2 separate regions of the Homo sapiens genome follow, and region 2 is linked to region 1. Evidence: chromatin contacts called from ENCODE Hi-C data. All regions are on one chromosome and are shown on one strand. Each heading gives the region's core, a stretch centred on a gene start or an enhancer-like site at or near the end of the contact. The rest is flanking DNA. Distances are from core to core; before and after follow the strand shown. Region 1 holds the start of DMXL2 (Dmx like 2). Region 2 holds the start of ATOSA (atos homolog A).

Region 1 (4,807 bases), core at 1,384-3,883:
TATAGACTGCTTGAAAGCAGCTTGTTTTTTGTTTTGTTTTGTTTTGTTTTTCAATCTGTTTTTCACAAAGCCCAAGAGATCATTTCTAGTTCATGGCAAAATTAAAACTGGATCAGTGCGCTCAAAACTAAGGTAGTTAAATGAGATGGTGTGCAAAATGGGTTTGTATTTACATTTGTCAAAAGACCAAAATAACAGTGTCACAGGCAGGCATCCTAAACCACGTAAATTTTGAGTCGAATTTGGAAACCCAAAAGGACTGTCTTGTTGCAACATAAAAATGCAGTTTAGAGTAAGAAGATCAGTATGTAACAGAGGGGCCAAAGTGAGGAGTACATATAATTAAAAATAAAGTCAAAGATGGAGAATACTTGACAAGTTTACATTTCCTAACACAGCTATTAAAAACAATTACATATTCTTAAGCCAAGAGTAATATAGTAAAATGACACTTGAAGAAAATTATCCTAGCAGCGGTGTGGAGGATGAAGAAGTTATCGGACATGACAGTTTTGAAAGCTTTTATATTAATACCAATAAGATTGTAAAATAAGGTGGTGGTTAAGGATATGAAAAGGAGTAAATCTGGTAGACAGTGCAGAGTCAACTAGACTTCGTGAAACGCTGAATTAGGGAAGTGCAAGAAGATTTGAAAATGACTCTAAGCATCTGGTCACAAGTGGCCTACAGCATAACCACACCTGCACAGCACTAACAGTTCTTACACAGGCTTTTCCAGGCTGCATCTGAACCCGTTTATTTAGTTCTACATACCAGACCTGCCGTGAGACAGCACTCCACTTTAGATGGAAGCAGAAAACTACCACCACCATTCTAGCAGGAAAATATAACCAAAGATTCCAGCTTTGTTTCTTGATGAAAGAGGCCCACTCTTCTAACCCTGAGGAACTTCCTATCTGCACTACTGGGGAACAGGGAAATTTCTTCTCTCTATCCCCAAAAACCAAGATTCTCCACACACTTGAAGACAAAGCTCAGCTCTATATGAATATTTTAAGTCACATGTACATAAAACACAGATGACAAAAGGGGTCGTTCTAAACTGGAGCTAGGCCAAGTGGATTACACTAAAAAATTAAAATGGCTAAAAAGCAATCTTCTGGGGTTAATGTATCACAAAACGTCAAAAAATAAATTCTGTTCCAGAATGCACTGCTACATAATGATTCTGCAGTTTTGCTGAAGCTTTATTTTCCGCAGTTTTAAAAACACTGTTGGAAAGCAGACATCAAAGGGTTTTCCTTGTCTAAAAAGCATACCATTACGGAATTTCCAGTTTTATCAAGAAGAACAGTTTACAAAATATATTTAATAAAGGTCTGGCTGCCTACAGTTCCTTATAAGGAAGACCATGTATAAATTTCATTCTTTAAAAAAGAACTCAATTTATGGGAGTCTATCTATGAGTAAACGAAGCTCCAAGGCTTGGTTTAAACATTTCCACTCTCAAAAAGGACTGATGAGTCCAATCTCCTTGAGAAACATGTCTACTTCATCTAGCTTTTAAGGAGATTCTAAAACGTTATGTATACATACACTTTTCTCAAACAAGCACTGTTGTAAATTTTTCACATTGCCTTACTATATTAAAAAAAAGGCTACCTTACAGATTAAAATATTATCTAGGAGGATTACCAAACTACGACCTCCTGATAAATGAGACAGCTCTCCAAGCCACTGTGACTCTAACCTTTCCATTCTAAATCTTTCGGGCGCGGAGGATGAATTTTTCTATCTTTTTGTTGGAATTAAGATCCTGCATTATCAGGAGATACAGAGTCAGGCTTAAAGCCACAGACTCCAGCAGCTCCTCGCTGCCCTAGCACAGCGGGCAGGGGGAGCCAAGGCGCAGCATCGCCTCCACGCTCCGAGACCAACACCAAGTCTCTTCACCTCCACGCTCCGAGACCAACACCAAGTCTCTTCGCCTCCACGCCGAGAGCAGCTGCGAAACGGACGCTCTGGGGTTTCAGCCGCACCACCACTTTCCTCCACCGCAGACCGAAGGGCCGCCCTAGGAGGAGCCTTCTAGTCCAGTCACCTCAGGCCCGTTTGCTTGGGGTGGAGAGTGCGGTGGATTCCTAAGCCTTTCCCCTAACGGGTGATTTCCTACACCAGACGCAGGACCCACGGTCCCACGGGTCCCAGGGGGAACTAAACCCCAAGGCTGCAAAGGGGCCACGGGTGGGGCCCACCAACATCTCACAGCCTCCTGAGGAGGCGTGCGCCCTGGACAGGAGGTCCCTGCCCCCGCGTCTGGCCCCTGGTATCTTCCCCTAGGGCTCCCGGCCGCCGCTCACCGTGAAGGGGACATCCCCGACGCTGCCCACGGAGTAGCAGTTGTCTCCAGGGTTGACAGCTCCGGTGAGGACCTGATGCAGATGCATCTCCGGAGCCCGGGCTGGACAGAATGCGCGGGAGGTGCGACAAGCTCCGCGCCTGACCCTCCTCGGGCTGCGAGAGCCGTTTCCCTCTGTGCCTCCCTCGGAAACCCGCCCCGCGGAGGCTCTGGCTTAACTCCTCGCCCCCCTTTCGCCTTCCCTCCGCCTCGTCCCTGCCATGGGAGCTCCTCGACCGCCGCCGCCGCCCGGGTCGCCGCTCAGCTGCGGAAATGCCCGGATGTTCCCACTGCCTGCTGCACCGGCGCACAAATGCGGGAGGGCAAGGGTGCTTGTGAGGCGGGGGAGGGCACCGGGGGGAACGCGCGAGCCGGGAGCGTGCAGCAAGGGAGCGGGCCAGCGCGCGCGCCCACCGCGGGGGAGCGAGGTAGAGCCCTCCCCCCGCGGCAAAGCTCTCAGCTCAGTCTTTCTTCCCCCCATCACCCGCGTTTGCGCGTGCGCGCGCCGTGGTTTCCAGGGCAATTGCGCGCGCCACGCCGACCCGCCGTCCCGTGATTGCGCGCGCAGACGTGCGGGAGTTCCCTTGGAGCCTCCCGGGCTGTAGCCGCTGCGGACTGGGGCGGAGGTGGGGGCGGGGGCGAGTGGGGTGCAGGTCGCTCGGGGCCACGCAGCAGTCGGACGCCGGGGACGCGCCACGAGCCGGTTTTGCTGTGTTGAACGTATTCCAGAATACAGTGTGCAATGGTCAGTGCCGTTGACCTCAGAAGGACACCCGTCACCGGGAATTTCCACCTGGAGATATCTTAGATATCTTCAGTCTTTTCGAAAGTGCAGTACATAAGATATTTTATTTTACATAAACAATGTAGGCATCTTGCAACTATTTAGAGAAGCCATACTCCCCTGAAAGCTAATTATTTTGCTCCCACCTTTTGTCACGGTTATTCTAGACAGCAAAAAGCCGCCTTAGAGACGGGTGACTCCTTTCGACTTTTTTTCATGAGTAATTTCATGAATTAGCAGAATCGCCTGATTTTCCAAACTATCTGCTAAACTTTGAATGGTTGATAACAAGGATCATCAGCTCCCTGCCACAGGCCAATTCATGGCAAATGTTCTAACCCATACTATGCTTAAATCACAGGGTAAGGAAGTAGGGGACACCAAGACATAACTATCTGTAAAACCAGGCAGAACGCCAAAGGTGGTGTGATTGAGATATAAAAGTCTTTATGCACCACAGAAGAGGAAGAAGAATGTTGACTAAGGGCGTGGATAAGGCATTATGGAGACATAACCTGACATAAACGCTGAGTTTAATTTTGACAGGCTGAGATAGACAAGAAATGCTGCAAATACAGTACAGAAAATAGAGGGGGTGTTGAAGGTACAAAGATTAATGTTTGAGGCAGATGATTTATAGGGTAGGGAAAGTAAATAATACTTAGCAAGAGATCAAGGTATCCAAGTGGTCTAACTCTTGGCCTACCAAAACATATTATGGAGAGTCTTGAATGCTCCAAGAAGCCCAGATTTCACTCTGCATGCAGTGGGGGTATATCAGATGTTTCTGAGCAAAAATTTATATAATCAGAGCTGCTTTGGGAAGATGACTTTGTAGCATTTTGAAGCATAAAGGGAAGGGTGGGGAAGATTGGAGGCAAAGATCTGTCAGTCGTTGGTAATCTTTTCAGTAGAAAGTTGCAGGAGGAATGAAAAATAATACCTAATGACCTGCGGCATTCTCTCTCTTTCTCTCTCTCCCCCCTCCCTCCCCTTCCCTCCCCCCCCCTTCCTCCCTTCCCCCGCGCCATATCCAAGGGTTCCTTTTTGTTACTACTAGATTCTAGATGAGTCTCTTAATCTTTGACCTTCACTGCATTAGAAACCAAGTCAAAACTATCATCAAACAACAAATTGTACTCAGGTTTCCAAGAGTGTTACTAATTCACATTATTTAAACCATTTCACATTTGGCTCTTGTTTTACAGCATTCCATGAAGTTTTGGCCCATTCACACAGTTGTGAAGTTGTGAGCCTCTTTCTTCCTCTCGGTATCAAACTCAAAATCTGAAGCCTGTATCCACCTGTTCTCTTCCCTCATGAATCCTTTAAATGGCTTCTTGATAGCTGTATCTTAAGGTTGCAAATGACTAATTAAGTCTCCTGGAATTACAGCTGAGCCTTTTATTGTCCAATCTGATCAGTCAAAACTCACTCCAGACTAATATGGCAAGTTTCCTTGGTAGCCCACCAGGGCAGCTAGACCACACTTTTGACTGTCCACAATTTCATCTCTTCCTTGTTCATGCAAATTTTTTCATGGACCTAAAAACAAATTGGAAATTCTTTCTTCTAATTTTGGAAAGGGCTTTCTTTTAAAAATTAGAAAAAGTAGCAGTTTTGTATCATTAACAAAATATGCTAATCGAATTGTAAGATATAAT
Region 2 (4,807 bases), core at 918-3,417, 1.1 Mb after region 1:
TAGTCCAGCCCCCTACCAAATAAAATAATCCCCACTTCACAATGTTCCTTGGAATCAAACTCATATCTGACTGAAAAGCTCTCACTACTAACCACTACTATATTAACATCTTCTAAAATTGGTTCTTGCCATTAATCAGAAGACTGATAAAGAATTACCTTGAAGTCCTTGAAAAGCAGTGTATATATTATTCTTATAAATCCTGAAAATACAGGTTTAGAAAAGAAGTGACATTTACTTATCACCAGGGATTTCAGTGGCCCAAACTGTCCATATGCTGGTATATTGAATACTGGAGTACTCTGCAAACTTTTGGAGTTTGCTTAAAGCACAAAAATCAACTAATCAAAGTAGTAATAAAATAACAGTTGTCAACTCAAGCTTAAGTTTTCTCTTCATTTTATCAAGTTCACATTCAAGTTTAAAAAGCTTATGAACTTCTTGAAAGTTGAAGTTAGATTGACTACCTAAAAACGAGCAAGTACAACTCTAAAATGATACCTGTATTGTGGCAACAGATACAAATACCATTCTTTACTTTCATTTTGAGATACACTAGAATCTCTCTTGAAGCTAGTGCTTCAGAAGCACTTTTGTAAAAACGCTTAACCTTCTCTTCCATATGCCTTTCTCTACCTCACCAGCTGGAATCTGTCACAAAAACAGATAATCACATATGATACAGAAATAGTTGATCCTACTGCAGAATTAGGTTAACACTTCTAAATTGAGGCATAGAAAAGAAGGGGGTGGGGGAACAAGCCCTACTTAAACAAATCATTTACCTCGGTCTGGCTTCATTTTCACATCCAATTTTCGCCCAGAGTGCTGTGAAATGCACCTGTGGGTTCTTTCAACAGGCTCGCCGCTGATTCTACGGCTTCTGCTTCGCTTTCAAAATGCTGAAAGAGACAAAAATAAAATTAATCTGGCCCTATTCTAATACCCGGACCTTGCAAGTAAACTACTGTTAAGTTAGGCCTCTTCCTGGCACCAACTGCGGTGACAGCACCCTCGGCTGGTCTGAAAAAAGCAAAACTCTCTGCACCGCCTCCCCCATCTCCTCCGGATCGAGCACCCCCTTCCCTGCCTCTGTGCTCTCCAGGCCAATGTGTCCTTCTGACACAGTCTCTGAACCAAAACAGGATCTATTTATAACCTGGAGGTACAGGCAAGAAGAAGAAAAAGATTTGAGCAACACAAACTAACCCCTTCGTACAAAAACGCCTCTGGAAACAGAGGCACCTCCGCAGGGCTGGTATGGAAATTCTTCCACCTGGTGCCTGGGCGCAGCCAACTCTTCCAGTCCCCTGCGCCTCCCGAGCCCTCCGCCCGCCCCGCCGGGCCTCACCTGTGTAATTACCCTCTGGCTAGCCTTCCTGCGGCAACCGCGGCCAAGTTTACACAGAAACCCGAGTCACCTCCTCCCGCCCAGCCCCCAGCCCCAAACGAACTCTTCCGGGCTGTCCCGGGGCGACCCTACCAACTCCCAACCAGTCCTCCGCGGCCGGCTCCGGGGGAGGTGTTTACAGCCTGTGCTCGCCCCCTGCTCTGCACAACCCCTTCCGTCCCGCCGCGGCCCCGGATTTCCTTCAGCCCCGCCGCACCGAGCGCCGCGTCTGCCCCTCTCCCCGCTGGAGAGTTGTTTTCATGGCGCTCTCGAGCTGGCCGGCTCCTCCGCTCCCTCGGCCGACCTCTGCTGACTAACTCGCTCTCCTCTCCCGTCCCAATCCCGCCTCCTCTTGGCACTTCTCTCCACCGCTCGCCCAGCAGCTCACATCACACTCCCACCTCAGACCCCAGGCTCCGAGAGGCGCAGGGCCAGCGGGAGCGGAGTATGGAGCGCAGCGGCCCCCGCGGCTGCCTCAGGTGACCGTGGGGACCCGAGACGACCAGCCCGAAGCGGCTCCCCGGCGCCCCTGTGGCCATCCACCCGCGCCTCAGCCACCGCCTCGCTCCGCTCCCTGCGCTCAGCCCCTCCGCCCTGCCTGACTGGCACCCGAGCCCCGCGACCCCCGGGCTTCCCCCGCCCGTAGCCCCGGCCGGCCCTCTTGCCCAGCGCCTCTGCCAGCTCCTTGCCCGCCCGCTGTCTCTAGCTCTGGCGCCCCGGCTCCCCGTCCCCCTCGCTCGGCCAGTTCTTTCTCTGCTGTTTGCCCTGTCAAAACACTGCCTAGGTCACGTGTCCCAACAACAGCCAACCCACCCCGGTCGTCACTTCCTCCCCGGCGGCCTCCGCGGCCCTGGCGCCCGGTTACTATGGCAATGCCGCCGCTCGCCCCGGGGCGCTAGTTTGGGGCCGGGTTTTCGGTGCAGGTGCCCGGCGGGTGCGAGGGCGCTGGAGATGGCGGCTGGGAGACACCAGCAGAGTCCCGGAAGCCCGAGACGTCCCAGGCACTTCGGTTGCGCTCCCAGCCGGCAGAGGCGCGCCTGGATTCTGAGACCAGGAATCGGAGCTGCGCTATTAGAGCGCAGGGTAACTGGGGAGATGTCATCCAAAGGCCTGCCCCAGACGTGGAGGATAATTATAGTCGTCGTCTCCTCCTCCTCCTCCTCCTCCTCCTCCTCCTCCTCCTCCCCCCTCCCCCTCCTTCCCCCCCTCCTCCTCCTCCTCCTCCTCCTCCCGGGATGCTGGCACAGAGTTGTGATCGAGCCCCAAGTGGATTGCAGCGCATAATGGAACCCGGGTTTAATGTGACCGGGACGGGGGGTGGGCAGCTATGCGGGTCAGGGAGTGGGAGAATTTAAGAACAGGAAGCCCACCCCCACCCTAGATTTTCCCAAATCACTAAGGATTTTAGTAGGATTCAGAACCCAAGCTTCCAAGACACTCGCTGTGCTAAAAATAATCTTCATAACTTCTAAAACACTGACTCATGGGCAGGAGGACACTTTGACAGCATGTTATTGTTGGGGAGCTGTAATTTTGTTGTTGTGCTATAGCAATGTGACATGATGGCATTTCATGTTGTGATGTTGTCGTCATTTAAACACAAACAGATGACAGGAATCTGCTGTACTTAAAAAAAAACCCAATCCTAACAAGCGCTGCAGCTATTAGCTACTCAGTCTATAGACAAAGTACATATGGGGCATGAGCCCAAATGGAGACAAGTAAAAATTTGCAAGGCTCTTTGGTTTCATTAGAAAAAGTTTTTTTTTTAGATATAATTTTGCATAAAAGGATCACAGGAAAGTATTAGGACAAGTCTAAGGGGATTTTTTTTATTTGTGCCCTTCTGTTTTAAAATTTTTTTTACAATGAGTCTATTATTTTCACATCAGAAGAGTTTTATAAACTGCAAGATTGGCAGTTCCATTTTTTTGGCCTCAGGTAAAGTTCTTATGAAAAAGGCATGAAATATTTAAAAAGTAACATTTTCTAGTGCTTAGATATGTACAGTAAAATAACATGTACAACTGAAATTGTTAACCTTAACTCCACGATTGTATCTAATCAGAGCGGAGAGAACATTCAGGAGGGTAACATTTCATTTTCTCTGAAATGTTCTGGCATCATGACGATGAAACTGACAAATGGAAACAGTTCTTTAATCTATAAAATGCTACAAATGTTAAATCCCAGTGGATTTGACTTTGATATTATTGAATACTGTATTATGTAGTTTTTAAAAAATGAACTGAAGTTTTACTTGTTCTACAAGCACTTGGTAATGGGAGACAGAACAGTTACAGATAAGCCAAAAACCTAAATTTAGCACAACAGCTGGGACCAAATAACAGCTATTGTAAAAGGCTTACTGGGTGAACAGGCAGCAAAATCTGGTTTAGCTTCTTTCTTCCTCTATCTAATGCAAAAGAGGTAAAAAGACCAGGAAATGTTGAGAGCAGAAGCCAAGACTATTAGTGTGTAGCACAAACTATTCTCTTTTAAATAATTTTTAACAGCACTTGGGTAAATGATGATGTCAACATTTGTTAGACTAACCTGAAGTTTTTTTAAATTTAGAATCTTAAACCTGTTCAAAAATTTGAAATCATTATGGCAGCAGAAAAAGTATTTAAAAGGTGTATTTCTGACTCATTATTCAAATTGTTTCATTCCATAATATGCATTTACTGAATACTACCTGCTAGGCTCATACAAGTCTCTGAGAATGTAAAGGTCACCAAAACCAGATAGGGTCACTACTTTCAAGGAGCTTATAGTACTATTACAGTTACATGGCCCTAATCAAGTCACATTCTAACACCTTTGTTTCACCTATAAAAGTGAGGTGTTTAGACTCTGACAATAGTTATCGCTTTCTTTTATCCTATGATTATGTAACACATGTTCAGAGCGTTTGGAAATAATGACTTGAAATGGCAATTCACTCTAAGGTGCTCTGTTCACACCTCAGAGCACATAAACAGAACAAATGTTTCTAGTTCCTAGTTGGTGAAGGGTAAGGGTAAGCAAGGGAATCAAGATAGCTGGCAGGAACCTTACCCTCTTTTCATCTGATTTGCTTTCCATTTTGCTTTCCCCTAGGGTTTCAAAGCCGTATATGAGTAATTAACTTCAAAAAAAAGTTAACTCATCTTCAGCAACTCATCTTCATCCCCTCAACTTTTACAGATTTTGTTGAAATGGGTGGTGTATGATCAATCTGTAATGACTGTCTCTAAGTTCTTTTACTTATTAAGGTGATGAGGATAACTGGTTTGCTCACTTTATGAATACAAGGCTGTTACGATGACCAAAGTCATGGAACCAGTCCAGGCTACCAGGATGAGCTCCACCAGAGCAGGGATTGGTACCTTCTTCTTTCTTGTATCCCTAGCACTTAGTAAAGAACTGGATATA

The links. Hi-C counts contacts between places; a loop is a spot of excess contacts on that map. Pooled maps may share reads with other maps.
Region 2: a map with no recorded cell type shows a loop between it and region 1 (8-fold over the local background). The contact joins the promoter of ATOSA here to the promoter of DMXL2 in region 1. A Hi-C loop is called at or near these places in 2 of 37 single-sample maps with no recorded cell type and 9 of 50 pooled maps.

Annotation. Positions count from the first base shown.
Region 1 is chr15:51,620,138-51,624,944 of GRCh38, forward strand. It overlaps DMXL2 (Dmx like 2), which reads right to left and starts at 2,634. Exons shown (of 44, transcript NM_001378457.1): 1 at 2,322-2,634. The coding sequence starts at 2,408. It overlaps LOC105370816 (a long non-coding RNA gene), which reads right to left. Exons shown (of 5, transcript XR_932236.3): 5 at 4,547-4,688. RefSeq lists an enhancer at 1,772-2,181 and a silencer at 2,552-2,771.
Region 2 is chr15:52,677,221-52,682,027 of GRCh38, forward strand. ATOSA (atos homolog A) reads right to left here and starts at 2,168. Exons shown (of 13, transcript NM_001385016.1): 1 at 1,608-2,168; 2 at 786-902. The coding sequence starts at 801. It overlaps LOC105370821 (a long non-coding RNA gene), which reads left to right and starts at 2,385. Exons shown (of 4, transcript XR_932255.4): 1 at 2,385-2,473. RefSeq lists enhancers at 864-933, 1,064-1,203 and a silencer at 1,784-2,103.